2 separate regions of the Mus musculus genome follow, and region 2 is linked to region 1. The links are chromatin loops, found by intact Hi-C in ENCODE. Cell type or tissue: heart. All regions are shown on one strand.

What was found. Peaks named below come from ENCODE experiments on the same cell type or tissue, not always from the same donor. Only the 100,000 strongest peaks of a DNase experiment are listed, where the experiment ranks them.
Region 2: a loop joins it to region 1, with 1.8 times the contacts of the local background. A loop is called at or near these places in 1 of 42 quality-filtered maps.

What each region holds. Positions count from the first base shown.
Region 1 is chr11:21,033,072-21,035,571 of GRCm38, forward strand. No RefSeq gene overlaps it. Among named protein-coding and RNA genes, the nearest start is that of Peli1, 57 kb to the right of the region's middle. In heart, no CTCF peak of the experiment used is centred here; a DNase peak (open chromatin) is centred at 1,200; H3K27ac peaks cover 601 bases.
Region 2 is chr11:20,957,348-20,959,847 of GRCm38, forward strand. All of the region lies in intron 6 of Gm32293 (a long non-coding RNA gene), which reads left to right. Among named protein-coding and RNA genes, the nearest start is that of Gm46273, 41 kb to the left of the region's middle. In heart, no CTCF peak of the experiment used is centred here; a DNase peak (open chromatin) is centred at 1,094; H3K4me3 peaks cover 386 bases; H3K27ac peaks cover 1,426 bases.

The DNA.
Region 1 (2,500 bases):
AGTAAGCAGCACTCCTCCAAGGCCTCTGCATCAGCTCCTGCCTCCAGGATCCTGCCCTATTTCAGTTTCTGTTCTGACTTCCTTCAATAATGAACAGCAATATAGGAGTGTATGCCAAATAAACCCTTTTCTCCCCCTCCCCCAAATAATAAATAAATAAATAAATAAATACCAGCCAGGGAAAGGTAGCTGTCTGCTACCCCCCACCCCCACCCACCCCGCTGGTTAATTAGGTCTAATGAGGCCTACTTCTCCGGACTTTTACCAGAATCAAATGAGAAGGGAACGCAAACTCCCCGGCACCGTGCTTATCACACTTGGGCGCTCCGTGAGCGGCAGCGCCCTGTTATTAAGTGAAAGAGAAAGGGGCATTGAGGGTGTGGCATGTGCAGGGGCATGCGGTGCTTGCCTAGCCTTTGTGACGATCTGAGTTCCATCCCCAGCACTTTTTATTTTTAATTATGTGCATGTGGGTATGTGCACATATGTGCATGTTGTGCAGGCCAGAGGCCTCATTTGTTCCGAAGCTAGAGTCTCTACTGGGTGTGAGTAGATGCACTATGCAAATACTGGGACCCAAACTCCAATGCTCTCAGGCATCTCTCCAGCTCCTAGTGGTTTCTGTTAACAGAGGCATTTCAAGCTCCTTTAAATCAGGAGCGACAAATCTATGAAACAATCTTTTCTGTGGCACACGAATGACAAGCTATACTCCAAATACTTCTGTAATTTTCAGTGTTATCCACCCAAATCTCTCAGCAAGGTTCCCGGGGCCTGGCTTACAAATTCAATGTCACAGTGGCCCAGAACTAGGAGTAGGGAGGAGGTGTGCATCACTGTATTATAAACACGTTCGTTTTCCCTCTGCTGAGAGCAGAGACCGCTGGGAAACAGGAAGTCGTGGTGCGCCAAAAAGAAACCTCCCCAAATGGGAGATCAGCAGTAAATCTCTCCAGGCTACACTGTGGTCAGAAGGTGGGAAATTCCTCCACCTGCCCCCACAAACAGTCCCTCGGGAAAGCTTAGACAAGGTTAGTTTGGGAAATTCCCTCAGAGACAGAATGGAGAAGGAAAGCTGCTTGTGAAGAGAAAGCCAATTAGCAGCTGCTGGGGCCAGGGCGAGGGAGATGATGCTCCAAGGCAACCAATCCCTTACATCTCCAACCTGCTGGTTAACCCAAGGAATTAATGCCTGGGTCTCCTGGCTTGTGGCCTGTGGCCTGAGCCTGAGCCAGATTCACTTCCTGTTAGGCACTCCCGTGACCCCCCGCCCACACCCACTCCAGAGGAAAGCAGCCACAGTTGGACCTGTGAGTTTCCCCCGTTGTCCTGCTTAGCAAGCTCATCAGGTTTTACTGGGTTCTAATCTAAATGTGACCTCCTGGTCACATTCTTAACTGCAGTTAAGCTCCAAGGGGTAGAGAGGAATCCTTTCCACAGAGAAGAAGAAGAAGGGGGGGGGGAGGGGGAGACGACGGCGACTCACACGCAGATTTACAGATCTACGATTATGGAGGATTAAAATGATATATCCACAGATGAGTTGGCACAGAGAAACTGCAAAAATGCTTTGGGGGAAGGGTCCTGGCCAGAAATGCCTTTTCAACCCCCATCTACATATGCAAGACAGACACTTGCGCGGGTCAGGACTGCTTGCTGGGCCCATAAATCATGCCCATTTTGGATCATAAACCATGCTCCTATTTGATGTTTTGTTGTATGTGAAGGCTGAGAGCAGGGGAGGGTTGGGAGGTGGAGGTTGGGAGAAGTCGTTTTGTTCTTTGTTTTTGTTTTGATTGTTGGAGACAGGGTCTTGCTACATATCCCCCAGGCTGGCCTCGAACTCACTGTGCAACCCAGGCTGGCCTCAGATTCTTGTCAGGCCTCCCACCTCAGGCTCCAGGGTGCTGGAATTAAAACAGAATGTCACCAAAACTGGGCTTTCCTTTTCTGTGTGACTTAAATGGCTGTTTCAGCAAGATGACAAAAATGAGATTTTGGTAGAAGACAAATATAAACAGACTTCCTTATGGCAATTTAAACTTATCTTACTATATACTTATGCAAATAGATCTTAAACGTAGGAAAGAATGTCTTAAAGGAGACTAGTAAGAAAGTGTGCTCTATTGGAGCACATGCACCCTTTTTTGTTGTTGTTTTTTTTTTGTTTGTTTTGTTTTGTTTTGTTTTTTTGAGACAGGGTTTCTCTGTGTAGCCCTGGCTATCCTGGAACTCACTCTGTAGACCAGGCTGACCTCGAACTCAGAAATCTGCCTGCCTCTGCCTCCTGAGTGCTGGGATTAAAGGCATGCACTCCTTTTAAATAAGGGATTAAAGGATTAAAACCACACCCGGCTCAAATGCATCCTTTTATGTGACTATACCTAGCCATTCAGTAATTAGTGATGGTGGATTCTACTTCCAGTTTCACATGCCTTTAACACACACTGGGAAGACCACTATTTTGATGTTTTCAGACATTGTTCTCATTCTTCATTCA
Region 2 (2,500 bases), 76 kb before region 1:
TTGTGAGGTCAGAGGTCACTGTTTAGGATCTAAACCTCACAAGTATAGATCCCTTCAACTGCCCTCAAGAGCCCACATAAGAAGAAAGAAGGCTAACGGAAGAGGACAGAGAGGTTAATGTTGCAGAGAAAAGAGCAAGAGAAGAGCAACTTACATATACAAACATGTGAATATAGCCATGCATACTTATATGATTATATGTGTTTATATGAAGAAACATAATAGATAAATGGATGGATAGATAGATAGATAGATAGATAGGGAAGGATACACATGACTTATTAAAATGGAATAGGGGATATGTGTGTGTGTGTGTGTGTGTGTGTTCATATATGTGTGCTATCAAAGAATGATTTTGGCAAATTAATCTTTACTAGGAAAAAAAAAAAAAACCCAGAAGAAGTAAATATACTTCTTAGGAAGATGATATAGTATTCCAGGTCAGAATGAGCAAGTACTCTTGGGCTCACCTCAGAACTATTCTTAGCACAGGCTCAGGGAGCCAGTGAACTTGGCATGGCCCCTGACAGGGAGCAGGTGAAAGGAGGTAGGTCTGGGCTGCATTTGTAAGGTCATTAAAGAAGTCTTAGCACCATGTTGCCTGCTGTAGAGATCTCACAGCCAGCCAAGGGGACTGCTTCCTAGAAACCTGAGAGAGCTAAGGGCAGGGCCAGGGATGAAGTCAGAATTTCCCTGGGGCACACACCTAAAGCCAGTCTACTGAAGACCTAGAGTGTACTTGGGCGGCTACCCTGGAGTAGCAGACATTTCAGCCCATGCTTAGCCTGGGCGGGCTTTCAGAAGTGGGGATTAAGGCAAACGGTGGTTCTGGAGGTTCAGTGACCTTCCACATAGCCTAGATAAGTGCCTGAGCTCTGCTAGAGGAGCCCCTGGGAGAATGTACCTAGTTCTTTTTAGTCTCTGCAGGCCCAGCCTGAGGCGACAAGGACACAGCAGCTTCTCTGAGAAATACCTTTCACTTTATTTAATTCCCGTTTCCTCTGGGTGAGCAGCCTCGAACTTCAGGAAGCTTCATTTCCTTCCCCTCTTCAAAATGCTCCGGTTTTAAGCCTTTGTTTACATTAGCCAAGGCAAAACCAGTTTCTGGTTACACAGCTGGTGACAGGAAGAAAAGGTGAAAGCCCAAAGCCAGCCCACTAAGGCCAAAGTTGCTAAGAGATCAGATGTTCACATGGGGAGTTAGCAGAATTAACGCCTAACTTCTTGCCCCAGCTTCCTTCAGACTAATACCACTGCCAAGAGATTCCACTATGAGTGAGCAGCCCCAGTCACTCTGCCCCTGCCCCTCCCCCGTCCCTGCCCCTGCCCCTGTCCCTGTCCCTGCCCTTCCCCCCTGCCCCTCTGCTGCCCCTCCGCCTGCCCCTGCTGCCATAGGACTTTTGGTTTTGTTACAAGATGGAGTGGGTCAGTGTGAACGGCTCCTGGAATATGTTTTGCTCTTTCTCCTTTTGTTCAGGTTTGTTGCTCTCTTAGAGTTTTATCAGAATTCAGAAGTGTACATAGAGGAAAACCTAGGTCATGTGGATGCTCCCAAAGGGACTAGAATTTATCTGAAACTCATGTGGGAGGAGCTAACAAAGGAAAACACAGCTCTGTTGGAGGGTGGGAGGAGGTGTGGATGCAGGGACAGGGTGGCAACCTGGGCAGAGAGAAGGAAGAGACCAACATGGCCTTGTGTGCACAGGCGGAGGCAAGCGTTGCAATACCGATGAGTGCCATGTCTGGCAGGTTTGACTCTCATGAGTGACACAGGGTATTCATTACCCATCCCCTTGGCATTTCCTCCAGTTTGACCTATTATTAACATTCATCTGCCCACATTGTTTTCCTGTCTTATTCCAATTAGTAAAAGATGAAATTCTCTTGGCTAAGTGGCACCTTTCTGAGGTGGAGTGTCTTTGGAGTAGGACCCCAAACATAATATCTATATCTGACCAAAGCCATCAGCACATTACAAAGAATTCCAAATGTTCCTGATAAGGGTCTAGTTCTGCTTCCTTCAGGTGTCTTCAGCTCCTGGGCATTAACTGAACATCTACTTATAAATGGGGAGGACACAGATAAATGAAGCAATGGCTTTTGTAGGTTCACAGACCACTAGGAAGGCAACATAAATGCATCTAGCAGTAGCTGCCTCTGTTGAGGGTCACAGCCAATGGTGTGAGCATGAAGTGTCCTTCCCAGACCATTTGTTAAAGCCCATTGGTTATCAGCCAGTGGGCTTTGGGAAATTGATTGGATTCTGAAAGCTCCGATCCAATCAATGGGTTCATCCTTTGATGCATTAATAACTTGATAGTATCAACAGAAGATGGCAGAAGGTAGGAAATGAGGCCTAGTATACGCTTAGGGGATGTATCTTGCCCTGGCTGCTTCCTGGATTCCATCTCTCTGCTTTCTGTCCTCCCAGAGATGAGTAGCCTCTGGCACATGCTCCTGCCTTGTGACATTCTGCCTCATCATAGGTCCTGAATCAATA